3 separate regions of the Homo sapiens genome follow, and regions 1 and 3 are each linked to region 2. Evidence: chromatin contacts called from ENCODE Hi-C or POLR2A ChIA-PET data. All regions are on one chromosome and are shown on one strand. The core of a region is the stretch at or near the end of the contact, and the rest is flanking DNA. Distances in the headings are between cores, read along the strand shown. Region 1 holds the start of ZNF780A (zinc finger protein 780A). Region 2 holds the start of SHKBP1 (SH3KBP1 binding protein 1). Region 3 has its middle 27 kb from the start of MAP3K10.

The links. A loop is a pair of places that touch in the nucleus more often than their neighbours do. ChIA-PET counts read pairs that join two places held with the same protein, here RNA polymerase II (POLR2A). Pooled maps may share reads with other maps.
Region 1: a pooled map shows a loop between it and region 2 (4-fold over the local background). The contact joins the promoter of ZNF780A here to the promoter of SHKBP1 in region 2. A Hi-C loop is called at or near these places in 5 of 50 pooled maps. POLR2A ChIA-PET finds 5 or more read pairs at or near these places in 3 of 52 experiments (GM10248, HEK293 and naive thymus-derived CD4-positive, alpha-beta T cell).
Region 3: a pooled map shows a loop between it and region 2 (4-fold over the local background). The contact joins the enhancer-like site here to the promoter of SHKBP1 in region 2. A Hi-C loop is called at or near these places in 2 of 50 pooled maps. POLR2A ChIA-PET finds 5 or more read pairs at or near these places in 2 of 52 experiments (B cell and activated T-cell).

Annotation. Positions count from the first base shown.
Region 1 is chr19:40,088,928-40,092,271 of GRCh38, reverse strand. It overlaps ZNF780A (zinc finger protein 780A), which reads left to right and starts at 1,329. Exons shown (of 6, transcript NM_001142578.2): 1 at 1,329-1,366; 2 at 2,037-2,106. RefSeq lists a silencer at 1,178-1,507 and an enhancer at 1,055-1,596.
Region 2 is chr19:40,574,866-40,578,241 of GRCh38, reverse strand. It overlaps SHKBP1 (SH3KBP1 binding protein 1), which reads right to left and starts at 1,369. Exons shown (of 18, transcript NM_138392.4): 1 at 1,257-1,369; 2 at 958-1,011; 3 at 801-846; 4 at 612-685; 5 at 30-88. The coding sequence starts at 1,342. SPTBN4 (spectrin beta, non-erythrocytic 4) reads right to left here. Exons shown (of 36, transcript NM_020971.3): 36 at 1,778-2,831. The coding sequence ends at 2,673. RefSeq lists silencers at 1,271-1,340, 1,361-1,540, 1,891-1,980.
Region 3 is chr19:40,162,435-40,165,936 of GRCh38, reverse strand. No RefSeq gene overlaps it. Among named protein-coding and RNA genes, the nearest start is that of MAP3K10, 27 kb to the left of the region's middle. Within about 2 kb of position 2,161, at least 4 of the 41 ENCODE cell types and tissues checked have a DNase peak (open chromatin) inside an H3K27ac peak, as active enhancers do; they include B cell, where a contact is called at or near this core.

The DNA.
Region 1 (3,344 bases), core at 80-2,579, 490 kb after region 2:
TTTTTGTTTATTTATTTATTTAATTATCTTTTTTTATTATACTTTAAGTTCTAGGGTACATGTGCACAAAGTGCAGGTTTGTTACATATGTATACATGTGCCATGTTGGTGTGCTGCACCCATTAACTCGTCATTTACATTAGGTATATCTTCTAATGCTATCCCTTCCCCCTCCCCCGACCCCACTATAGGCCCCGGTGTGTGATGTTCTCCACCCTGTGTCCAAGTGTTCTCATTGTTCAATTCTCACCTATGACTGAGAACATTTGGTGTTTGGTTTTCTGTCCTTGCGATAGTTTGCTCAGAATGATGGTTTCCAGCTTCATCCATGTCCCTACAAACGACATGAACTCATCCTTTTTATGGCTGCATAGTATTCCATGGTGTATATGTGCCACATTTTCTTAATCCAGTCTATCATTGATGCACATTTGGGTCTGACTTTTTAAAAAATCCAATCTGACAATCTTTTTAAATTAAGGTGTTTAGACCATTTACATTTAATGTGATTATTGATATGGTTGAGTTAATCATCTTATTTGTTTTCTGTCACAATTCTGGAATGAAAAGACGTTTTGCTCTTTATTATTACATGTTTCCTCCTTATGTAGCATAGGAAACTAGAAAAATGATTTTGAAAGTTAAATATTGTTAGACTACAACAGTGAAATCAGGCTCTTCCTAGGAAAAGCAAGCCCTTTTTTGCATTTGTTTATACTATTTTAACAAAGTGTTAATTATTCATCCTTCAAGATAAGGCAAGTAATTATCTGTGTATTTTTATCCGTTTCCATGTCGTCCTGAATCACGTTTTTCTCTCCAGATAACAGGAACATTGTCTCGAAGAATCCAGGACATTTGATTCTGAAATCTCCAATGTGAACCACACTTCCTCTCCTAGTATATAACCAACCAATTCTTTAGTTCAAGCTTTTCAAATTTATCCTAAGTCCCCTTCAAATAGCACAGAGAAGTGGAAGCCTATCGCTGGGGTCTGAGACAAAGGAGTTAAAGCACCTACATGTTGACATAATTTTACTTTAAATTCTTCTTTCTTCTTTAAAAGTTCTGCTCATTTGCATTCTCCATGGAGAGAAAAAGTAAATTATACTGACGCTCCGAGAGGGAAACGCTCTTCTCACATGGGGATCCTTGCTCATGGCAACAACCTGTGCACCCCGCGGGCTGGAACTCCCACGAATCCACTAGGCTCGGCTCCCTTAGGGGTCAGCCCCCATAGTATGCTGGGATCAACCTGAACGGATCACAGCTCAAGGCTTCTGAGGCTTTTTCTGTTCGGGACTGTATTTCCCAGCGGCCACCGCGCCAGTCCACTTCCGGTCTCCGGGGTCGACGACATAGCGGGGTAAGGTCTTCACGTCTGAGGAAGAGATCTGTGGCTGCGGGAGATCTCTGCGGATTGGGGCTCCAGCCTGACTGACCCGACAGTGCGGGTGGCCTAGGGGGAGGCGCTCAGAGTAGGAACCCGGGGGTGCAGACGGGATCTGCCGGATCCCCAGGCGTGTGTGTGCGCGGGTATCAGAGGAGGGGGATTGTGAGATCATGAGTGACGGAGGGGACTGTGAGTGTGTGCGTGAGGTTCTATGCACAGGCCCGGGAGGGCGTGTGGACGCAGCGCACTTTGCTGAGTGACACTGTGCCGGTGCCCCTAGGCTCCTGCTGCTTCCTCCCTCTTTCCGCTTCACAGCTGCGGGGACTGCAGCAGAGGAATGGCCCCAGTAGGGAGGTCAGATATTGAGCCGAGAATGAAGCTTTACACAAGAAAGCGCAGAAGTGCCCCCGAGTGTTCCCCAGGGGGGCAGCTACATGTTGAGAACCACAGCGTCCTCAGAGCTCTGTCCCCAGAAACCAGCTCCAAACTGGTTGTACTGGTTGAATCGATTCCTCTTCCTTTTACTTCCTTCCTATTTCGTGTGAAGTGAGGGAAATTGTGGCTATGGAGGGAGGGTGTTTTCAAACTTAGTCTGCGCTCCAAGAAATGCCTGGAGTCTCACGCTTGCCGTATCCTTCTCCAGTCGTATTTTTATCCAAAAGAAGGACCTGGAGGAGGATGAGAGCGTTACTGCTGCACACCTAAAGTCAAGGGTGAGTTTGTGCTTTGTATTTGTTCAAGACATGCGTTTTTGATTTTAGAATATTGAGATTTCCCCTTAAATTTTCAGTGAAACTAGGGGGATATGCAAATTGATTCGTGCCCCCTCCTTCACCTTTCCACTTAATAGTCACAAAACAATTTGGCAAATCGTTCACACCTTCCTGTGCGCTCTCTTTTTCGAAGCTGGTATAGAAATACACCTCCAGTAGTTAATATTAAAGCTCCATTTTAGACCCATATTTGGGAAGGAGGAGATTAGTGTTTAGGTGGAATCACACACTAGACATCAGTTGGTCTTTACAGACCTCCTTTTCAAAACAGGGAAGAATGGAGATGGTTGGATGATCTCCATTGCCTGTGAGGCATTCGGTAGTGGAAAAGTGACCGCACAGAAATTGGTATCAACAAGAGCCAGGATTTTTCCAGGGAGTCCATGAGATGATATTTGTAATACTTGCCAGATCTCTCTGAGGTTTGGCAGCTCCAGTTGTGTTTTAGGCGTGTGTGTGTGAGTGTGTGTGTGTGTGTGTGTGTGTGTACTGTGAGAGGCAGTACACTGTTGTGGTTAAGAATAGGGGAGTGGATCCAGAGTATCTGGGTTGGAATATTGGTTCTGTCATTAGAATGAATTAATATCGTAAAGCCCCTTAGAGCAGTGCTAGGCATATAATAATGTTTAATATGTTTTAACTGTTGTTTTTTGTGTAGTCATTTTAAGTCATTCCCCTTGACTCTCTACAGAACAGGAGCATTGGGAATATGTGATTCATTGCGACTGCTGGTTGTATATTAAGAAAATGAGTGAGGGGCTCAAATGATCTAGGACAGAAATTCTTTCTTTTTAAATCGACAGATATAATTGTATGTATTTATCATGTGCAACATGAAGTTTTATGGTATGTATACATTGTGGAATGACTAAATCTAGCTAATTAACAATGCATTACCTCACATAGTTATCATTTTTGTGGTGAGAACACTTAATATCCACCCTCCTAGCATTTTTCAAGACTACAGAATATTGTTATTAATTGGAGATACCCTGTTGTGTAATAGATCTCCTGAACTTATTTCTCTTATCTTCCTGAAATTTTGTATCCTTTGACCAACATTTCCCCAGTCAACACTGCCCTCCTTCCTCCCTCACCCACATTACCCCAGATCTGTAAATACGATTCTACTCTCCACTTCTATGATATCAACTTTTTTAGATTTGGCTGAAGAGTGA
Region 2 (3,376 bases), core at 120-2,619:
GAGGATGATAGCTGGGGGCTCCCACTTACCCAGAGGAGTGAGCCCATAGAACTGGGCTTCATGGAGGAGGCTGGAACCGTGGACACCCCTGGGTAGTAGAATTGACTAGAGGTCAGGGTCTAGGTGTGGGGGTGAACAGAGAATGCTGAGAGGGTAATTTTCAAAACTGCACAGAGAATGTCAAGGGGTAGAAAGTTTTGATGGAATAAAGATGCTAAGGAGTGATGATATGGGTGGAGGAAATGTTGAGTGTGTGTGTGTGTGTGTGTGTGTGTGTGTGTGTGTGTGTGTGTAGGGAGAAATCGAAGGACATAAAATTTTAACATGATCAAGATTCTCATGAAGTTTTGCCTGTTTGCTTTTTTAGAGAAGGGGTCTCGCTATGTTGCCCAGGCTAGTCTCCAAATCCTGGGCTCAAGTGATCCTCCCACCTCGGCCTCCCAAAGTGTTGGGATTACAGGCGTGAGCAATCCCGGCGCGCCCGGCCTGTGATCAAGGTTCTGAATGAGAATTCTAATAGAATGGAGCTCACGTGGACATTCAGAGGAGGTGAAAGAACTCCTCAGGGACTGAAGACAGTGAGGGACTCCCTCCCCTTTTTCCATGCCAACCTGGGATCCAACTCTTTGGTGCGCAGGAAGTTGAGGATGGGGGCGAAGACTGTAGGGTCCCTGTCGATGAAGATCTGCGGGAAAGGGGGGCAGAGGATGGATGGGGTAAAAGGCAGGACTGAGTGGGGTCCTGCCCCTCTTCCTACCAACCCCTCCCCCCCATCCCATTTCAGTTCTTGTCCGACTCACTGCTCCGGTCTCATCTTTCAGCGTCGAGATGCGTCCGCTCAGAAGACTGCAGGGAAGGGACACCGAGCAGGCGTCACGGGCCGGGGGAGTGGATATTAGGTCTCCCACGCCCTCTCCATCCCTCCTACCCTCGCCCCAAACTCGCTCTCCCGATCACCTGGAGAAGAAGGAGTCTGGGATCCAGGTGAGAGTCTGGCGAGAGGTACTGAATCTGGGCGGGGAAGGTAAACGGACGCAAGAGATGAAGAGGAGCGGGTGAGGAATGCGTCCCCCTCCCGCAGGATCCAGGGTTCCCTCCCCTTCCCCCTCCCCCGGCGTTTTTCCAGAATCTCGCGCCTCCAAAGGGGGGGGGGGCGGAGCAACCCTTGATGGACAGGGATTCCCCCAGGAGAGGCGGATACTCCCACCCCGCTTCCCGCCCCCGAGGATGGGACCTCAGGAGTCTCCCACACTCACCTCTTGCCTCCCACATTCAGATGAATGACTTCCCCGGGAGGCCCCCGACTGGGGACCCCCTCGGCTGCAGTAGCCGCTGCTGCCATGGCCCCCGGGCGAGCCGGCTGGCCCGCACCCACTTCCGGGTGTGCACCCGGACCCCGCCTCCATAGGCTGCTCATTGGGCCAGAGACTCCAGGAGTCACTAGCGATTGGACAGAGCGCCTGCCCATCGCGGTTAACTTTTCCGCCTCCTTAAAGGGGTCCGCCTTTCCTGAACTTGACGGGGCGGACCCGGAGTCTCCTTTGGGGAAGTTTATTACGAAGCATAACGAAATATTCTCCATCCCTCTAGGTTCTCGTCAAGGGGCGTGTGTTTAGACCCCGAAATTAAGTCCACATAAAAGGGTACATCTGGATGTTCTCCGCAGCCACGGTACCCCCGTGCCCCTCTCCCCACCCCGCACCCACCCCTACAGCCACCACAGCCCTCCTTTCAATCCTCCCGGGCGCAGCCCAGAAAACCCAAACAAAGGACCATAGACCGTCAAAGCCAAAGGGTTTATTATAGGTACATACAGTGTGCGCCCGCCACACCGCCCCACACCCCCGGGCCCCAGCGGCTTCTCCAGGCGGCCATGGGGACTGCCCACAACCCAATCCCCCGACTCCCCAGGGAGGTGCTCCAGCCAGAAGCATGCAGGGGTGGGCTTCCCCTCGCCCCTCCCCTCATGAAGTGGCATTTACAACTGGAGGGGGGAGGAGAGAGGAAAACAGTTTTGAGCTTTGACGCCCCTCCCATTAAAAGCCTTCGCGGATGCGGGGCGGGGGAGGAGGAGATCGACGTTTTGCAAAAATAAACTAAGTCAGGAATTAACCGCATGGCTCTGAGGCGGCGGAGTGCAGGGGGCTAGGGCCCCTTCACTCCCCCCTCCCAGACAGAGATCAAGGCAGCATTGGAAGTGAGGTAAAGGCGGGGAGGGGGTGTCCCCTCCCTGCCCCCTAGCACCCTGGATGGTCCAGGGGACCTCACCAGCGCCCCCGTGCCCATCCCTAGGGCAGAGAGGGGGGCAGGAATTACTGCCCCCACCACCCCAGCTTCTTGGGGCAGGATCTGCAGATCGGGGCTGGGGGCTTGGCTCAACTGGCCCCCTGCCCACCCCCATCAAGCTCAGTTATTGCATAAAAATAAGGGACCCCCAGCACCTGGGGTGGGGGTGGTGAGTGGGAAGGGGCCGAGATATGGCTATAGGGGCAGCAATCTCCCCACCACTTCTTGGGGTGCAGGAGAAGTCCCCTCCTTTCCGGTGCCCACCATGTCACGCGTCCTCAGTGTTGGAACTAGGGGCTCCCGCCCCTGCGGAAGAAAAAGTGTCTTTGTGCCCACAGTGCGGAAAAGAGGGGAGACGAGATGTGTCAGGTCCTGGGGGTGGGAAGTCACTTCCTGCGCCCGCTGGCCCTGCGATCTCCGCCTTCCCTCTTAGGGTTGCCCTCATCTGTGGATGAAGTAGTGGGTAGTGTCTGGCCCCAGCGGGCGATCTCTGCGTGTTCCGCCACCGAGGAAGCTACAGCCTCCAGCCAGCCGTTCATCTCCTCCTGGGGGAAGAAACAGGGCACAGAGGCCGTATTTGGAAGAGAGAAGCTGGAATAATAGGTGAATTTCAGATCAGACTACCCTCTCTGAAATTCAGTTTTCTCATCTATTAAAAAGGGATGATGATGATGATGCAGTTACATAGCAATATGTGCCAGGCTCTGTTCCAAACACTTTAGTGGATTAATTCCCTTAAACCTATGCAATAGGATTGTATATACTTCCTACTACAGAGATAAATGACACAAACAATGATAATAATATGGGCAGGCACTACTAGAGCACTGATATTTACTAGGCCCTGTGCTAAGTATCAGTTTATCATGTATCAATTAAACATGGAGCAATTTAATTCTCACAGTAACCCTATGATAAGAGACTTTTTTTTTTTTTTTTTTGAGACAGAGTCTTGCTCTGTCCCCCAGGCTGGAGTGCAATGGCTCGATGTCAGCTCACTGCAACCTCCATCTCCCAGGTTCAAGAGATTCTTGTGCCTCAGTCTCCTGAGTGTCTGGGACTACAGGCACGTGCCACCATGCCTGGCTAC
Region 3 (3,502 bases), core at 912-3,411, 410 kb after region 2:
ATAAATGCCTTTCTTTACCTAAAAAAAAAAAAAAAAAATTAAAAAAAATGGGAAAAAAAATTTACTGACTACAATTGCTTTGCCAGGTACTTAGCAGTGGAGGAGGCAGTGCTTGCCATCTTGCAGCTTGAAGTCTGGGTGTGCAGAGAGGCGCTGGGCAAACACACCCATGCTGCGTGTTTGGGAAGGGGCAGTAGAGGGCGCTGTGGGCACACGGGGACTGAGAACTACTGGGTGGGGAGGCCTCGGGGAGCAAGCTAAGACCCTAAGGATGAAAAGGAGTGGGAGGGAGAGAACCGTGTCATGAAACCCCTAAAGTAATTGAGTGCCAGCACAGGACGCTGAAGAAGCACAGAGAGTCCGAGGCTGAGACAGCAAGTAGAGACCTCCTGGAGGAACCTTCTAGAAAAAGTTAAGGGTTTTAGACTCTTCCTAAGGGAAAACGGGAAGCTATGGGGGATTTTAAGAGAGGAGTGACTTGACGTTCTGTGCTTGTTGGGTGGATCATGAATTAATTGTAGGAGCCAGACTTGGAAGGCTCCTGCAGCAGTAATTCAAGCCAGAGATGATGGTGGCTTGGGAGAGTGTGACTTCTGTGGGGACTGAGAAGTGACAGGCTTAGAACTTCCAGGATATTCCAAGAGGTCTGCTATGGGAGTAAGGAAGAGGGAGGAGTGAAGGATGACTCTCGGATTTCTTTTTTTTGTTTGTTTTCTTTTCTTTTTTTCTTTTCTTTTTTTTTTTTTTTTTTGAGACCAAGTCTTGCTCTGTCACCCAGGCTGGAGTACAATGGCGTGATCTCAGCTCACGGCAACCTCTGACTCCCGGGTTCAAGCAATTCTCCTGCCTCAGCCTCCCAAGCAGCTGGGACTACAGGTGCTCACCCACCATGCCCGGCGAATTTTTGTATTTTTAGTAGACACGGGGTTTCGCCATGTTGGCCAGACCGGTCTCGAACTCCTGACCTCAGGTGATCTGCCCACCTTGGCCTCCCAAAGTGCTGGGATTGCAGGCATGAGCCATTGCACGCAGCCGACTCTCAGATTTCCAAGTAGACCGTGGAGAGCAAGGGAGAAGAGGACCTGGCCCAGCGCGTTGGCTCACACCTGAAATCTCAGCACTTTGGGAGGCTTTGGTGGGGAGAGGGGATTGTTTGAGGCTGGGAGTTCAAGTTTGAGACCAGCCTGGGCAACATGCGAGACTTCATCCCTACAAAACATAAAAATTAGCCAGGTGTGGTGGCATGTGCCTTTAGTTCCAGCTACTCAGGAGGCCAAGGAGGGAGGATCACTTGAGCGCAGGAGATTGAGGCTGCAGTGAGCTATCATGGCACCACAACTCTACAGCTTGGACAACAGAGCAAGATCTTGTTTCTGGGGGGGAAAAAAAAAAAGGTGAGACCTAGTCTCTACAATAATAATAATAATAATAATTTATAAAGTTAGCCTGGTGTGGTGGTGCGCACCAGTAGTCCCAGCCACTTGTGGGGCTGAGATGGGAGAACTGCTTGAGCCCAGGAGTTCAAGCCTGCAGTGAGCCGTAATTACACCACTGCACTCCAGCCTGGGCAATCAAGCAAGACCTTGTCTCTAAGAAAAAAAAAAAAAAAAAAAGGCCGGGTGCGGTGACTCAGCCTGTAATCCCAGCATGCACTTTGGGAGGCTGAGGCAGGTGGATCACGAGGTCGGGAGTTCAAGACCAGCCTGGCCAACATGGTGAAACCCCGTCTCTACTAAAAATACAAAAATAAGCTGGGCATGGTGGTGTGCACCTATAGTCCCAGCTACTTGGAAGGCTGAGGCAGGAGAATCACTTGAACCCGGGAGGCGGAGGTTGAAGTGAACCAAGATCATGCCACTGCATTCCAGGGTGGCAACAGAGCAAGACTCTGTCAAAGAAAAAAAAAAAAAAAAAAAGAAAAAAAAAGCCCCAAAACAGATCTGTCTAGGAGGCTTGCTAAGGGGAAGTGGAAGCAGTACAGCTCAATAGCATAAACCTCAAAGGGACAGGGTTAAAAAACAACAAAGACTATGGATAGGCCAGGTGCAGTGGCTCACTTCTGTAATCCCAGCACTTTGGGTAGCTGAGGCAGGAGGATGGCTTGAGCACAGGAGTCTAAGAGTAGCCTGGGCAACATGGCAAAAACCCCATCTCTACAAACAACAATAACAACAAAACACTAGAAAAATTAGCCGGGTTTTGTGGTGCACACCTATAGTCCCAGCTACTCAGGAGGCTGAGGTGGGAGGATCGCTTGAGTCCAGAAGGCTGAGGCTGCAATGAACCAAGATTGTACCACTGCACTTCAGCCTGGACAATAGAACAAGACCCTGTCTCAAAAAAAAAAAATAGTATGGAGAAGAAATAGTGACAATATCTGGAAACAGTATTGTCATGCCAAGGTATGGCAGATTGCATTATTGGTCATGATATTTGCTGTCCCTTCAGGAAGGTCCCCAGTGACAGCAGCCTTGGCCATCTGAATGAACCTCGAATGAAACCAGACATTAAAGGATAAATGTTGTAGTGAGACCATATCTCTAAAAAATTTTTTAAAAATTAGCCGGGCTTGGTGGCATGGGCCTGTAATCCCGGCGACTCAGGTGGCTGAAGTGGGAGGATCGTTTGAGGCCTGAACTCTTGAGACCAGCCTGGGCAACATAGCAAGACCATCTCTCTCTCTCCCCCCTCCCCCCTCCCCCTCCCCCCTTCCCTCTCCCCTCTCCCCTCTCTCACACAGACACACACACACACACACACACACACACACACACACACACACACACACGACAAATGTATCCTTCCAGTTGTATAAAATGTTCAGAGAGGCAAATCCATAGAGATATAAAGTAGGTTATTGGTTGCCAGGGGCTGGGGGAAAGGGAAAGCAGGAAGTGGCTGCTGATGGGTACAGAGTTTCTCTTCAGGGTGGTGAAAATGTGCTTGAGTTAGTGGTGATGGTCACCCAACATTGTGAATACATGAAAACCCACTGAGTTGTAGACTTCAAAACGGCAAATTTTGGCCGGGCACGGTGGCTCACGCCTGTAATCCTAGCACTTTTGGGAGGCCAAGGCAGGAGAATAACTTGAGGTCAGGAGCTCAAGATCAGCCTGACCAACATGGAGAAACCCTGTCTCTACCAAAAATCCAAAAATTAGCCGGGCCTGGTGGTGCACGCCTGTAGTCCCAGCTACTCAGGAGGCTGAGGCAGGAGAATCGCCTGAACCCGGGAGGCAGAAGTTGCAGTGAGCTGAGATCACGCCATTGCACTCCAGCTGGGTGACAGAGCCGGACTCCGTCTCAAAAACAACAACAAAAAAACCTACCAAACAAAAAACAAACAAAACGACGAGTTTTATAGTACGTGAATTATATCTCAATTTAACAAGTAAAATATATACAATTTTTATTTGCCAATAAAAATAAAAAATTATAGAACAGTGACATGCTTGTCATACTGAATTTATGGGAGTTTCTTAAATCTGCTACACATGTCGCC